Regions from separate parts of the Homo sapiens genome. Here region 1 is linked to region 2. The links are chromatin loops, found by intact Hi-C in ENCODE. Cell type or tissue: CD4-positive, alpha-beta T cell. All regions are shown on one strand. Each heading gives the region's core, and the rest is flanking DNA. Links, peaks and the distances in the headings are about the cores only. Region 1 has its middle 160 kb from the start of LINC00538. Region 2 has its middle 250 kb from the start of LINC00538.

Region 1 (8,337 bases), core at 212-8,211, 91 kb before region 2:
CCCAGCAACTTCATCACCACTTTCTTAGTTTTGCCTTCTTCTGGGACCCTGAAAAATTGCATGTTTTTAAGACTCGGGAGGAAAGAAAAACTACAATAAAACGTTAAACAAGCCTTGGTCAAACGCTGGGCTTCTACAAATGCCATTTCATCCCCAGAAAGACACGTTGGGAAGTTGGATACTATTAGCTACAGATCTGGTCTAACACTTAAACCTACTAGGTTGCTGTCTACTTGCTAACATTATGGATTGAATTTTAAAATATCCCCACCTCCAAAATACTTCCCCCAAGCTTCCTAATCTGTCCACTTAGGCTGAGAATTCCTAAAAACAAAACAAAGCCATCAATCCACAGGTAGAGATCAAGCTTAAAATACAGAAACTCTACAGTGTCCTACCCCCATCATCACTTGGTTTAAATTAATGTGAAGAACAAATAACTTACAGTAAAGTATAAAAACCACAAAATGATATTATAAAAATTTTTTTATAGTGTTTCTAAAAGTTGGTGATAGGGAATGGTTTCCAGTTTCTTAGTGCAGCTGACTTGGGTTACTTATTCTGCTACAGGTGTGGGTTGGTGGAAGGGTGGAGGGGAGTAGTAGGGAGAGGGGCTGGCGAGGGTAGAGTGGGTAAGGACTTGGGAAAGAGGGAGGAGTGGCCTTATGTGCCTGACGTTTATTTGCCTATTGAGTTGGGGGAAGTTTTGCGGTTCAACAAATATTATGAGTCTATGACAGAGCTGTACTGGGGGCCAGAGATGCAGTCATGAAAGCAATACCTTTGCCTTCAAGAGGATCTAATTCAATGGCCCTGGGCAGACTCATTAGCAGACCGTTTCAAATCTAAGGGAAGTGCTAGGAGGGAGAAGAGCTGGCAATGCCCTAACAAGTGGAGCTCCTAGCCCTGACTGGAGGTGGGAGAGGTCACAACCTGTTTTATGAGGGTGAGTTAAAGGGAACTTAGAGATGAGATTCCTGTCTTTTTCCCCGGAGAGGGATTGGAGTAGAGATGCCTTCTTAGGGGCGCTATGGAATTGTTCTGTCTCCATCTCTCCCTACATCTTTTCTCCCTAATCAGAAAGGGAGTGGAGAAAAAACAGTCACCGCCCAAGAAGGCCAAGGAAGTTTATGGTGTTTGTCAGTATTTTCAGGCCTGCTCCTGCATCCAGACTTAAACAGGGTTGGGATCCACCATCTCTCTGAAAGGAGCTTGGTGCACCAGGATGACCACTTCCCTCGGTGGCTGTGGAGAGGGTGTCCAAGGGCTGGTGGCCTAGGCCTGCCACAGAAGCCTGAAAACTTGCTGGAATAGATCCTGGAAAGGCCATGGAGAATGGATGGTGAGAGAGACACCCCACCCCTGCCCCCTATAGGGAGATTTCATGGAAGGAAATGGACTGCTTCTGACTGGTCTCTTGAGGAGTAAGAAAGTGGTGAGAGGGGCAAGCCTGACTTGACCAAGACTGGAGAAAGACACTCGCCCTTCTAATTTTTTGGAACCTTTCTTGAAGAGGCAGGGTTTTCAGCTTCAGGCATGGCTTGGTCCCTTCCACTTGCTTGCTCCAGGATATGACCTTGAGAGGAACCAACACTCCAGCTTGCACCTGGGGTTGCCTTTTTCAAGGCTTTGCATTGACTCCCTGACTCCCTGTCCCCAAGAGCGTCCACTGAAAAGCTGTCAGAGGCATCCATGTGGCAGAGGAGGACTGAGGCCAATGCCAGCTGGAATGGTATCACAGAACTAGAGCTTCTGAGGTTGTAGGATTCATGAGGCATTGGGAAGAGACAGAGGAGGTCATTTGAGTCTCTTTCTGAACTTCATCTCACCTGTATCTTTTGTTCCTTACACTCTGATAGCAGGGACAACCTAAAAGAGGGTCTGATGGAGGAGAGAAAGCAGGCTGATCCTGGGCCCTTGGGTGCTGGAGGAAGAGGCCCCCTGAAGGGAGCAGGAGAAGAAAGGACAGCAGAGGAGTGCTGAAATTCACCTTGCTGACTGCCCTGCTGACTGCCCTGGGCCACTGTTCTTGGCTTTAGGAGATTCAAAGTCTAAGAAAGATCCCTTTCCCCTGATCCGCCAAAGTTTTCATTTCCTGGAGAAATAGCTTCTCTCTCTGCGTGTTTCCGTCAACTCTCAGCAAGACCTGAACAAGTGCATGAAGGTGATAAACCTGCTACTTCACTGGGGCTGTTTATTTCCAGTCGACAAATATTGTGCCAATGTTCACTTCAATTAGGGGACACATTTGACAATCTGACTACTCCATCTGATGCCTCAAGGGCAAATTTCAGCTCTTTCAGGAAGGGATGGGCCAATAACGGATTCGTATGAATAAAATATACAGAGAAGGAACATTCGCAGCAGTTTGGGGAAACCACCTTCTCCAGCAAGGAGAGCAAAATGTCTACATGAAGATAAAATTCACATAAATAAAGCATGGGGCTTAAACTGTTGGGATGCTGGGAATTCAGAGTGAAGGCTCCTGTGCCTGCTTGCCCATCACCTGCCTGGAGTTGGGAATTAAGAAGTGCAAATCAGCACTAAGGAGCCTAAGACATTTGTAATTCTATGGAAGAAAATCATTGTGGCAGAGTTCAACTCGCTAAGAATCTTACTCGTTTATTCCAGTTTTAAAAACCATCCTAGCAACCAGAAGTTTTTTGTGGTGTTTAATTTTTAATCCTTCTGTTTAATTCCCTTTCTTCTTTATTACCCTGAAGATAATCAGAAAAGCTGCTCAGCATCCCCTTTTTACAGCTTTTCACATCCTGGAAGGTAGAGTCAAGGACCAGGTCCCATGAATAGAGCTCTTCCTGCTCGGAATTGACCTTGGGTCCATGTTACCCTTTTCCTGGCAGCAGCAGACTAGAGGATGAGTTAGGTCTTCTGTAGCACCTGCCTTGGGCAAGTGCCATCAGCTCGCTGGACTCCTGTATTCCCATCAGGGAAAGGGAAAGTCAGTTCCTTCCTCATCTTGGAAGGGTCTCCTGGGAATCAAGTCAGGTGCTAAGAGGGGAAGGAAGTGAAAGTTTGATAGAAATGAAGGGACTCTCGTCGTTTGGTTCCTGTTTTTTGGGCTGACCTGGTCAGTACAAAGAACTCCCAGAGGCAGCTTCGTCACTGAGATGGGAAAACAAAAGCAAAAATTACCCTTAAGGCCAGGCTCAGTGGCCCACACCTATAATCCCAGAACTTTGGGAGGCCAAGGCAGGTGGATCACCTGAGGTCAGGAGTTTGAGACCAGCCTGGCCAACATGGTGAAATCCTGTCTCTACTAAAAATACAAAAATTAGCCGGGCATGGTGGCGGGTGCCTGTAATCCCAGCTACTTGGGAGGCTAAGGCAGAATTGCTTGAACCTGGGAGGCAGAGGTTGTAGTAAGCTGAGATCATGCCACTGCACTCCAGTCTGGGCGACAGGGAGAGACTCCGTCTCAAAAAAAAAAAAAAACGTAAAAAAATTACTTTTAGGTTAATGGCTCTCAAACTATACATTTGTCTAGTTCCCTACTTAGTTAAGCCTGGGTTATCTTAAATACTTGTGTGTGTATTTGTTCAAAAAAGGTCCTCACACAGCTCATAAGCTTGTTAATAGCATACAATTAATTTTATATTTTAATATGAATGACAGGTATTTTCTATTCTTAGAAAGGGCATTATAAACATCTATTATTAGCATGGAAAGAAATCTCTTGAGAGTGACCATCTGCACCACATATTTGACTTATTCTTACAACATTTTTATTTCTATTGTTATTAGCAAATGATCACAAATGCATCTAATTGAAATTAAATTTCTTTATTATAGGAGAGTTCTTGGATTTACACTAGTATTTGATGCATCTCTAGTCATCGTTCACTTTTCTTATTTTCATTCATTCATTCAACAACATTTATGGGAACCCAGAATGGCCCAGGATGCTGGGGGAAGCTGTGAAGTAAAGATGTGTTTCCCTTCCTCCGGAAGACAGAAAGGCAAAGAGAAACAGCGTAGTGCAGAAAGGAAATGAGGCAGAGGGGAGAGGGGTGCACTAAACTCTGTGCTGAGTTGTCAGGAAGGCTTGATCTGTGACTCAGACATGAGGAGGAGCTTTTGATGTGCAAAAGGGTGAAAAGCACGCTAGGCAGAGGGCACTGCTTATGCAAGGCAGAGTCCCTGCCCGAGACAGCGCACCTCTGACTTTGAGAACTGAGTTTGGTTTTCGTCATCCTTCCTTCCTTCCCTCCCTCTCTCTCCCTTTCCCTCTTTCTTCCTTTTCTCCTCTTTTCCTCCTCCCCTTTCCCTCTCCCTTTCTCCCACCCACCATTTTGCTCTTCATTCTTTTTCATCCTCATGACTCTAACAATCATTTTCGTCTCACTTTATCAAATCTAGATATATCTGAATAGAAAAATAATCAAAGATCTAAACTCCAGCCAACACCCCCAACTTCAGACATGGTTCCATCCCTCTAATAACACCCTCAACCCACCACTGAGCAGCTCTGAGACACCTTTTCACCCACTGGGTGTCCCCAGGGGTCTGGAGAGACTCATTCTTCTTGCCTTCATCCCTGCCACCTGGCTGCATATTTTCTACACACTTGAAAAACTCGTTTGAAGAACCCAGGAACCTGGCTGGGCACCTAGAAGATGTCTGAGTGAGCAAAGGAGGCACTGAGCCATTTGGAAGCTCAAAGACTGAAAGGCAGAAGCCATTTGCCTGTCCGCCATTCCTAGCATTAAATGGAAAGTGTGTGGACAGTGCAGTCATCACTGTAAGCCTTTGCACAGATACAATGTCAACAGGACAATTATGATGGAAGTCTTATAGAACAAAGTCCTATTTAAATTATTGGAATCCTTTCCATCTGATCCATCCCACCCATTACAGCCCCAGTTATGAGAGATTATTAAAACTATATCCTCCTGCTCTGATTTTCAAAAGTCTGTAAAAGAGAAATTGCCCCAGATATTGGCTGCTGTGGCCACGCAGTGCAGCATTTCCTGTCACCAAAATTCATCTGGCTGTGCTTTTGAGCTAAACAACATGCATCCTCAGACTTCATAAATTGTCATTCCTCTGCCCATCCAGAGAGCAGAAATTCATGACTTGATCTCAATCAAACAGCGTAAAAACCCAAACAAAAATACATCTGGACAGACAAACGGGATGCCAGGTTTTTGCTTGATGAGAAGGGAAATAGCTCAACCCTGGCCCCTTGGAATGAAGGCTTTATCTCAAAAAATGCTCATGGAACCTTAACAGAGTCACCGAGACCAGCTTCCCTTATAATATACAACATAAACTAGATATGGAGCTCATTTTGTTCCATGCTTTGTGACCTGGAAAACATTTTGTTGGAGCCTTAAAAAAAAAATTAGCCCATGTTCATTTTCCCCCCAAATGCGATGATCATCATTTTCTGTTCCTTTAGCCCAGGTGAACAGCAGCCAGTGAGCTGAGGCAAAAAAAAAAAAAAAAAAAGTAGACTCACACTTTCCTGACACAGTTAACAGGCTGTTAAAATTCTGTCCTGCTCAGCCTTAGTATTAGTGTTTAGGGAATCAGAAGGCTAGATCTACAAGATCTGGCTAATATCTACACACAAAGTAGATTGAAGAGTAAACAACAACAAAACACTATTTACTGGTCAGTTAAATAATCCATTATCCACAAAACTGATTACTAATGTTGTTTGTCTGAATACATATTTTCCTGAAACAAAACGAATTTATCTTGAATTGTGTAGGTAGACAGAAGTGTGGTATGTTTTTTTAACAGAGGGAAATCTGCCATTGAAAGCAGAAGCAAAGCTTGCCTGAGCTGAGATCTTACCAGATCAAGAGGGAAGCCTATAGTTGTGAACTCATATTCCTTCCTCCTGCTCCCCCAGTTTCTCTCTCCAGGGCTGACCTGGGGGAGGATGTCTCTGGGCAGGGACCGGCAGCAGCATATATGCAAATGTTCCCTAATTGTGTCCCAACCATTACTCCATTGTGGAGGCTTTTAAGATAATTTATGAATATTCTTTTTTAACCACTGTAAATGAAGCAGCGGCTGTGGGTGTTTGTGGTGTGTGTGTATGTATGTGTGTGATTTCTTCCTGAGTTATTTATTTGATAATGATATTAAATATTAGAAACTCTAACAGCTGGTGTGTTTATCCTGACTTGAGTGTATTAACCTCTTTAGCCCTTTTTTCCAGAAGAAGGATTCGGCATCACAGATTTGACTGTCAGCTGTGGTGCCTGGCGGCCCCACCGACTGGCATGCTGACAGAATCTAAAGTCCAGAGCAGCAAGTAAACATGGATGACATTGCAGGGAACGAGGGGGAAAGAGAGCACATGATGACTTGAGGCACCTGCAGCTGCTTGCACCCAAATCAAAGTAAAGGCTGCACTCACTGGAATGGAAAAACACTGAATTTACTGGGAGTGCATTGGCTCTGTGCTAGGTGAGGGAGAAGGAGGGGGCTTGCTAGAGGACATGGGAGGGGAAGATGGAGCCTTGATCACTGGCATTTTGCCCACTCACAATACTGACAGAGCTAAAGTACCTTAGGGGAAATCCCTGGGTCCTAAGGACCATTGCCTCCCACATGGTGGGTAAGGATCTACAGCTGCGGAGGCTGGGCTGACAGGTCTGTGGGAAGAAGACAGGACAGAGTAGGCCAGGCCACTGAGTACTGGGGGCTGAGGACAGAGGTGATGTGCACTTACCAGACAGGGTTTAAGCCCTTTTACTGGCTGTGTGAGCTTCAGCAAGTTGTTTAATCCCTCAGCCTCAGTCTTCACATCTGTGACATGGAAATAATGGCACGTGGCCATGCATGGTTAGGGTGGCCCATAGTGAATGAGATAATGAGTAAATGAAACAGAAATATATAAAGAATTACAGGCATATGTTGAAGAAATTGCAGGTTCAGTTCCAGACCATTGCAATGAAGCAAGTATCACAATAAAGCAAGTCACATGAACTTTTTGATTTTCCAGTGCATATAAAAGTTGTATTTATACTATACTGTAGTCTATTAAGTGTGCAATAGCATTATGGCTAAGGAACAATGCTCATAACTTAATCAAAAATACTTTACTGATAAAAAAAAACTGCTAATGATCCTCTGAGTCTTCAGCAAGTCATAATCTTTTTGCTGGTGAAGGGTCTTGCCTCCATGTTGATGGCTGCTGACTGATCAGGGTGGTGGTTGCTGAAGGCTGGGGTGGCTATGACAATTTCTTAAAATAAGACAACAGTGAAGTTCGCTGCACCAATGGACTTTCCTTTCACAAAAGAGTCTCTGTAGCATGTGATGCTGTTTGATAGCATTTTATGCACAGTAGAGCTTCTGTCAAAATTGGAGTCAATCCTCTCAAGCCCTACCACTGCCTTATCAACTAAGTTTATAGAACAAATATTCTAAATCTTTTGTTGTCAGCTCAACAATGTTCACAGCATCTTCACCAGGAGTAGATTCCATCTCAAGAAGCCACTTTCTTTGCTCATTCATAAAAAGCAACTCCTTATTCATTCAAGTTTTACCACGAGATTGCAGCAATTCAGTCCCATCTTCAGGCTCCACTTCTAATTCTAGTTATCTTGCTATTTTCACATCTGCTGTTACTTCCTCCACTGAGGTCCTGAACTCCTCAAAGTCATTCATGAAGTTTGGAATCAATCTCTTCCAAAGCCCTGTTAATGTGGATATTTTGACCTCCTTTCATGAATCATGAATCACATTTTTTTTTTTTTTTTGAGACAGAGTCTCATTCTGTCCACCCAGGCTGGGGTGTAGTGGTGTGGTCTCGGCTTACTGCAACTTCCGCCTCCCGGGTTCAAGTGATTCTCCTGCCTCAGCCTCCTGAGTAGCTGGGATCACAGATGTGCACCACCATACCCAGCTAATTTTTATAGTTTTAGTAGAGACAGGGTTTTACCATGTTGTCCAGGCTGGTCTCGAACTCCTGACCTCAGGTGATCTTCCCTTCTCAGCTTCCCAAAGTGCTGGGATTACAGGTGTGAGCCACCATGCCCTGCTGAATCACAAATATTTTTAATGGCACCTAGAATGATAAATTCTTTCCAGAGGATTTTCAGTTTACTTTGTCAAGATCCATCAGAGGAATCACTATCTATGGGAGTTATAGCCTTATAAAATGTTTTTCTTAAATAATAAGACTTGAAAGTCTAAATTGCTCTTTGATTCATGGGCAGAATGGATGTTGTGTTATCAAACATGAAACAACATTCATCTCCTTGTACATCTCCATCAGAGTTCTTGGGTGGCCAGGTGCATTGTCAATGAGCAGTATTAAAAATATTTTATTCTAAAAAGTAGGTCTCAACAGTGGGC
Region 2 (8,337 bases), core at 268-8,267:
CTAGGAGACAGAATGATAACCAACAATTAGAGCAGCATGTGACAGGTGCTAAGAGAAAGTCTTTGCATTGGCCTTTGGAAAGAATTTATGACTAAGTTCTCAAAAGCAATTGCAACAAAACCAAATATTGACAAGTGGAACCTAAAGAGCTTAAAGATTTTAAGAGCTTCTGCTCAGCCAAAGAAAGTAACTATCAACAGAGTAGACAGACAACCTGCAGAATGAGAGAAAATATTTGCAAACAATGCAACCAACAAAGGTCTAATACCCAGAATCTATAAGGAACTTAAACAATTCAGCAAGCAAAAAACAGGAAACCCCATTAAAAAATGGGCAAAGGACACGAACAGACACTTCTCAAAAGAAGACATACAAGTGGCTAACAAACATGAAAAGATGCCTCACATCACAAATCATCAGAGAAATGAAAATCAGAACCACAATGAGATACCATCTTATACCAGTCTGAATGGCTATTATTAAAAAGTTAAAAAAAAGATAAAGCAGATGCTGGCAAGCCTTCAGAGAAAAAGGGAATGCTTATGCACTGTTGGTGGGAATGTAAATTAGTTCAGCCCCTGGGGAAAACAGTCTGGAGAAGTAAAATATAACTACCATTCAACCCAGCAATCCCATTACTGGGTTTATATCCAAAAGAAAATAAACTGTTCTACCAAAAAGACACAGGCATTTGTATGTTCATCACAGCACTATTTACAATAGCGAAGTCATGGAATCAACCTAGATGCCATTCATCAGTAGTGGATTGGATAAGAAAATGTGGTGTATATATACACAATGGAATACTACATAGCCATAAAAAGAATAAAATCATGTCCTCTGCATCAACATGGATGGAGTCATTATCCTAAGGCCATTATCCTAAGCACACTAATATAGGAACAGAACACCAAACACTATATATTCTCACTTAAAAGTGGGAGCTAAACATTGGGTACTCATAAACATAAAGATGGTACAAGCCAGGTGCAGTGGCTCATGCCTGTAATCCTAGGACTTTGGGAGGCTGAGGTGGGTGGACCACCTGAGATTAGGAGTTCAAGACCAGTCTGGCCAACATGGCAAAACCCTGTCTCCACTAAAAATACAAAAAGTAGCCAGGCGTGGTGGCATGTACCTGTAGTCCCAGCTACTCGGGAGACTGAGGTAAGAGAATCACTTGACCCTAGGAAGCCAAGGTTGCAGTGAGCTGAGATCATGCCACTGCACTCCAACCTGGGCAACATAGCGAGACTCTGTCTCAAAAAAAAAATGGTACAATAGACACTGGGGGCTGCCAGAAGGGGTAGGGAGAGAAAGGGTCAAGAGTTGAAAAACTACTGGGTACTATGCTCCCTATTTAAGAGATGGGATCACTCATATCTCAAACCTCAGCATCATGCAATATACCAATGTAACAAACCTATACATGTACCCCCTGAATCAAAAAGACAAATTGAAATGACTAAAAAAGAAAGAATAATTATTTTTTAAAAGAAAGGGATAAGATTGAAGAAAGGAAAAAAACAAACCCAATTCACACTAAATGGTAGAGGGCTATTCTAATGGAGCTATAGGCTTAAGAGGGAGAAGGTTTTCCAGGACATTCTGAAACCACATAATACAGGCAGAAAATTTCCCTTAGTACTAAAAAGTACTTCTCTCTCTTTGAGGCCCTATATCTGGTCTTGGGATAGGCACTGTGGCCTCAGAATTTCTATAGATAGTGCTTGTAGGAGTTCCTGACCTTGATCAGGGAACACTTATTTCATGCTCTGGGATCACACCTGTCAGGGATGTGTCTTCAAGTTGTGGAGTGAAACCATCATCACTTCCAGCTGCTAACGTCCACTGCAGTATCTCTAACCTGAGTTCTGTACATCTGGCTGACAAATTCACCTCTTTTTTCTCTTCAGCCCTGATTAGGTTTACCAACAGTGAAAGTCTAGGCAGTTCCTTGGAGAAGCAATTGAATCCACTGTCTTTTAGAATATCTGATTGTGTGTTATCCAGAGACAACTTAACTACTCCTGACTTATTCCAGCTTATCTCCTGACAGCTGGGAAGTAGAAGAAATTGTTTCCATTGGGAATAATAGTGTGGGACATCTCACTGAGCTGCTGATCCATGTTTATGGATCTGTATGAATCCCAGTTGCTGTCCACCCTGCTCAGAGGCTCTAAATCAGAGTCACATGGAAACTTCGGTCTTAGTAGCTTCAGGTCTATGACATATTCTTAGCGTGGAGCCTCAAAAGCCCTCCCATGTAGAACTCTATCTCTTTTCCCAGAGTTTGGGGTAGGAAAGATAGTGAAGATGGGACAGATTTTGATAATTTTTCTTATAAGGTACAACTGGAGGCACTTGGGTGGAGGGAGATGTTTCTCAGGTTTCTGGCCTGATGGGAACCTGAGATGGATGGAAATGCCAGCAACTGAGATTGGAAATGGTGAAGAAAACGTACAGGGATGAGATGACGAGTTTAGTATTGGATATGCTGAATGGTCCATCCAGGTAAAAACATCTAGCCCACTGTTGGTTATGCAAGTGTGAAGCTCAGGGGAAAGCTCTGGACCGAAAATAATGATTTGAAAATTATTAGTTTATATGTGGGAGTTGAAACACTCAGAGTGGATAAGGCTAGATGATAAAAGAGTGTAGAGTAAAACTCTAGAATGATGAATTTTATGAGTGCATAGAAGAGGTCCCCACAGAGGAGATAAAGGGGTAATAAGAGACATAGCAGGAAGGCCAAAGGTGCATGGAATCACAGAGGCTAAGATAATCTAACATCTGAAGTAGAATGGCATTTTCACTGTCTCACTTTCAGCAAACAGGTCCTCTATGGTAAAGATTTGAACTTGGCAATTAAGATTTTCCAGTGATTTTTTCAAGAGAAGTTTCAGTAGAGCAGTGAAGGCTGGAATCAGATTGAAATGTGTTTGAAAATGTGAAATACAGAAATGGAGGCCCAGAATATGGACAAGGCTTTCAAGAGTGGATGAGAAAGGGAGAAAAGAGATCAGGTTGTGGCCAAATATGGGTGTGGAGAAGAGTTTCAGTTTGCTTCATTTATAGGAGAGGATGTGTTGAGTATGTTCCCAGGCCGAAAGGAAGGCTCACCAGGCGGGCAAGAGGTTGAATACAACCAGTGGGACAAGGTTTTGGAGATATGGGATAGAGTACAGTCCAGAGCATCCTGGAAGCTTTGAGGAAGAGAAGGAACAACCTATCCTTGGATAGTAGAAGTAAGAATGAATGTGGCTAAAGTGACCTGTGTGGGTAGGGTTGGGGTGGAGAGCCAAGGACCATCACTCTTGCTAGCCTCAATTTTCTTTTTTTTTTTAGCTTTATTTTTAATAGACAAGCAATAATCATATATATTTATGGGGCACAGGTGATGTTTCAATACTTATATACACTGTGAAATAATCAAATCAGGTTAATTAGTATATCCATCCCCTTGAATAGTTATCATTTCTTTGTTTTTGTTTTCTTGTTGTTGTTGTTGTTGTTAAGACAGATTCTCCCTCTGTTGCCCAGGCTAGAGTGCAGTGGCACGATCTCTGCTCACTGCAACCTCCACCTCCCAGGTTCAAGCGATTCTTCTGCCTTAGTCTTCCGAGTAGCTGGGATTACAGGCATGCGCCACCATGCCCAGCTAACTTTTGTATTTTTAGTAGAGATGGCATTTCGCCATGTTGGCCAGGCTGGTCTTGAACTCCTGATCTCAAGTGATATGCCCGCCTCGTATCATTTCTTTGTGATGGGAAGGTTTTAAATCCTATTTTGTAGCTTGTTTGAAATATTCAATGCATTGTTCTTACCTGTAGCCAACATACTGTGAAATAAATCACCAAAACTCCTCCTGTGTAACTGAAACTTTATACCCACTGACCAACATCTCCCCGTTCCCCTCCACCTCCCCACCCCAGCCCCTGGTAAACACCATTCTGCTCTCTACTTCTAAGAGTTTGACTTTTTAAATTTCCACATATATGTGAGATCATGTGGTATTTGTCTCTTTGTGCCTGGCTTAGTTCACTTAATATAGTGGCCTCTGGGTTAATCCATGTTATTGCAAATAACAAAATTTCCTGTTTTTAAGGCTGAATACTATTCCATTGTGTATGTATACTACAATAACCTAGGTGTCCATCAATGGATGGATGAATAAAACTTCACTGATGAATAAAAAAGTCTGGTTGGAACCGAGTGCTGTGGAAGGCTTGGGTGTTCTCCCTTCTTTTCTGTGCTTTCTGGTCAAAGCCACATGAATGGCTCCTTCCTGATCACAGAGCAAATCCCCCACCCATTGTCCTGACTGAAGCTCAGGATGGAACCCCTCACCAAACCCCTGAGAGGGAATAAAACAGAAGATCTGAAGCCACAAGACTGTTGAGGAAACCTAATTGAGCTAGGGTCTTTCCCAAGGTCACAGAGGAAATGAGTAGAAGTGCTGGAACTGGAGGCTGACCAGCCCTGCCACATCCTCAGCCAATCCCCAAATGGAGAAAGGAGGGATATTCAAGGTTCAGTGGAACCTGTCCCCACCACCGATGAACAACAGGAAATCAGAAGAGCAGGTGCACTTTGCAGCTTCCAGGTCAGTCCTTGCCTGGCAGGTGCAGCCCAGGTGCAGATGTTTGTCAACACAGCCAGGCCCCTATCCTGGCCTGGGGGAGGGTGGCAGCCACTCTCTATTGTTATGCTTAGCTCTTCTTGCAAGAGGAATCTTTGCTGTCTGTTCCTGAGAGCAAGGAGCCTTTGATTCTGGAGGAGTGATGCATTTCCTGACTTTGATCTATCACAAATCAGATCTTTGCACACTCTCAAGAGAACACTTTCATTTTAAAGGCTCTGAGCTAGCTGTCTCTGTTGCTCACCTGTGGAGCTGCTCTTCCCCCTACTGCTCATTCTTCCAGCAAAACAGGCCCCTAGGCAGGCTGCCTGGGACAGTCAACGAAAACAGGCTGGCCAAAAGGGCTCCCAAGTGAGCAGTAGCCCAGATCCCACAGACTGGCACAGCCTCCTCCCTCTGGCTTGGGGCTGAGGACAGCATCCACTGTTAAGGGCAGATGAGTTGAAATAACAGAAAATGGGAAGCCTCTCTCACCTACAGGAACAGCACAGGGACCTCCTCGAAGGATTTGCACACTCCTGCCCTGGAGCCTTCAATGCCCCCTGTAGGATGGAGTGGGTGCATAATACCTGCTTCATTTTGCAGATGACAAAACTAAAACCCATAAAAAGTTTCCTGAGCAATTTGGGACTGCAGAGCCAGGATAATAACACAACATTAGACTCCTTTCCCTGTACTCCACTGACCATTCCACAGGATCCCTAGGTGAGGCTGGAAGACCCCAGACAGGCATTCCAGGGGAGGGCCAGACTGGGCTGAGAAAAGTGTGAACCTTATAGGGTTTCAGACTCCAAAGCAACACAGTACTGCACTTGGGAGTTAGAAGAATTGAATTCTGGTCTTGGCTGTCCCATGTATCAGCGGTCGGAATCTTGAACAAATTACACAAACTTTCTGAACTGCTTCTGTAATCAAACCTGTCTGCTTGTACCATAGGATAAATCAAATAAGGTGAATGATGGGCAAACCTCATTTTATTGCTCTCTGCTTTATTGCGTTTTACGGACATTGTGTTTTTTACAGATTGAAGATTTGTGGCAACCGCACCAAACAAGTCTATCGGTGCCATTTTTCAACATCGTGTGCTCACTTTGTGCCTCTGTGTAACATTTTGGTAATTCTCACAATGTTTCAAACTTTTTAATTATTAGTACATCTGTTATGGTGATCTGTGATCAGTGATCTTTGATGTTATTACTATAATTGGTTTGGGACACCACAAACTGTACTTATATAAGATGGTGAACTCAATCAATAAACGTGTGTGTTGCGACCACTCTGCCCACTGGCCACCCCCCTTTCTCTCTCCCCTCGCCTCAGTCCTCCCTATTCCCTAAAAACAACAGTACTGACATTAGGCCAATTAATAACACCACAATTGCCTCTAGGTGTTCAAGTGAAAGGAAGAGTAACATGTCTTTCACTTTAAATCAAAAGATAGAACGATTAAGCTTAGTAAGGAAGGCATGTTGAAAGCCACAATAAACCAAAAGCTAGGCCTCTTGGGCCAAAGAGCCAAGTTGTGAATGCAAAGGAAAAGTTCTTGAAGGAAATTAAAAGCACAACTCCAGTGAACACATGAATGATAAGAAAGCAAAACAGCCCTATTGCTGATATGAAGAAAGTTTGAGTGGTCTATATAGAAAATCAAAAAAGCCATAATGTTCCCTTAAGCCAAAGGCAAATACAGAACAAGCCCCTAGCTCTCTTCAATTCTGTGAAGTCTGAGAGAGGTGAGGAAGCTGCAGAAGAAAAGTTAGAAGCCAGCAGAGGTTGGTTCATGAGGTTAAGGAAATAAGCTGTCTTAATATCATAAAGGTGCAAAAAGAGGCAGCAAGTGTTGATATAGAAACTGCTGCAAGTTATCCAGAAGATCTAACTAGGATCATTGATGAAGGTAGCTGCACTAAACAATAGATTTTCAATGGAGGCAAAACAGCCTTCTATTAGAAGAAGATGCTATCTAGGACTTCCATAACTATAGAGGAGAAGTCAATGCATGGTTTGAAAGCTTCAAAAGATAGGCTGGATCTCTTGTTAGGGGCTAATGTAGCTTGTAACTTTAAGTAGAAGCCAATGCTCACTGATCGTTCTGAAAATCCTAGGGCCCTTGAGAATTATGTTAAATCTTCTCTGCCTGTGCTCTAAAATGGAACAACAAAGCCTGGATGACAGCATACCTGTCTACAGCATGGTTTACTGAATATTTTAAGCACACTATTAAGACCTACTCCTCGGGGTGGGGGTGGGGGTGGTGCGGCGGGGGGAAGGTTCTTTCAGAAGATTGCTGCTCATTGACAATGCACCTTGTCACCGGAAAGCTGATGGAGATATACAAGATGGATATTGTTTCCATGCCTGCTAAAACATTCTGCAGCCCATGAATCAAGGAGTCATTTCAACTTTCAAGTCTTATTATTTAAAAAACATATTTTGTAAGGCTTTAGCTGTCATAAATAGTGATTCCTCTGATGGATCTGGGCAAAGTAAATTGAAAACCTTCTGGAAAGGATTCACCATGTTAGATGCCATTAAGGACATTTGTGATTCATGGCAAGAGGTCAAAATATCCATATCAACAGGAGTTTGGAAGAAGTAGATTCCAATGCTCATAGATGATTTTGAGGGACTCAAGACTTCAGTGGACAAAGTCAACGCAGATGTAGTAGAAATAGCAAGAGAACTAGAATTAGAAGTAGACCCTGAAGATGGGACTGAATTGCTGCAATCTTGTGGTAAAACTTGAACAGGTGAAAAATTGCTTCCTATGGATGAGTAAAGAACGTGGTTTCTTGAGATGGAATCTACTCTTGGTGAAGATGCTATGAACATTGTTAAAATGATGACAGAGGATTTATAATATTCCACAAACTTATTATAGGCAATACAGCAGCAACAGGGTTTGAGAGGATTGACTCCAATTTGACAGAAGTTCTACTGTGGGTAAAATGCTATCAAACAGCATCACATGCCACAGAGAAACCTTTTGTGAAAGACAGAGTCAATAGATGTGGTAAACTTCACTGTACTATTTTAAGAAATTGCTACAGCCACCCTAACCTTCAGCAGTCACCACCCTGATTAGTCAACAACCATCAACGTCAAGGCAAGACCTTCCACCAGCAAAAAGATTACCACCTGCTGAAGGTTCAGATGATTGTTAACATTTTTTAGCAATAAAGTATTTTTAATTAAGGTATGTACATTTTTTAAAAACACAATGCCTTATTCCTATTAAGTCATACTTAATAGACTACAGTATAGTGTAAACATAACTTTTATATGTACTGGGAAGCCAAAAAATGTGCATGCTTCACTTTATTATGATAGTCACTTTATTGTTGTGGTCTGGAACCAAGCTTGCAATGTCTTTGAGGTATGCCTATATATAAAAATTTGCAAAAATTAGAAGAATTTATACTCCCTCCCATTTTCCCTCTGCTGTAACTTCACAGAACTTCTTTTTTTCTTTTGTATTTTACTCAATATGTACAGTGACAAGATCCTTCAGGAAGCCCTGGGTTCCAGGCCTGGTTCTGTCACTTGTTGCTTCTGGAACTTGAGCATGCCCAACAATAAAGGTGTGACTTACAAACCTGTTTCGTTTGCCCACCTCACTGATGAAACCAGGTAGGAGTGAGCCCTTTGAACCCTGTAAAACAAAGAAGAGGCTTCTCCTCCATACGTCTTGGGTC

Evidence for each region. Hi-C counts contacts between places; a loop is a spot of excess contacts. Peaks named below come from ENCODE experiments on the same cell type or tissue, not always from the same donor. Only the 100,000 strongest peaks of a DNase experiment are listed, where the experiment ranks them.
Region 1: a loop joins it to region 2, with 11 times the contacts of the local background. A loop is called at or near these places in 4 of 110 quality-filtered maps.

What each region holds. Positions count from the first base shown.
Region 1 is chr1:213,757,981-213,766,317 of GRCh38, reverse strand. It overlaps a transcript of RPS6KC1 not described here. Among named protein-coding and RNA genes, the nearest start is that of LINC00538, 160 kb to the left of the region's middle. In CD4-positive, alpha-beta T cell, for the core only: no CTCF peak of the experiment used is centred there; a DNase peak (open chromatin) is centred at 4,087.
Region 2 is chr1:213,666,963-213,675,299 of GRCh38, reverse strand. It overlaps a transcript of RPS6KC1 not described here. Among named protein-coding and RNA genes, the nearest start is that of LINC00538, 250 kb to the left of the region's middle. RefSeq lists an enhancer at 4,427-4,956. In CD4-positive, alpha-beta T cell, for the core only: a CTCF peak has its summit at 4,929 (motif pointing left); a DNase peak (open chromatin) is centred at 4,809.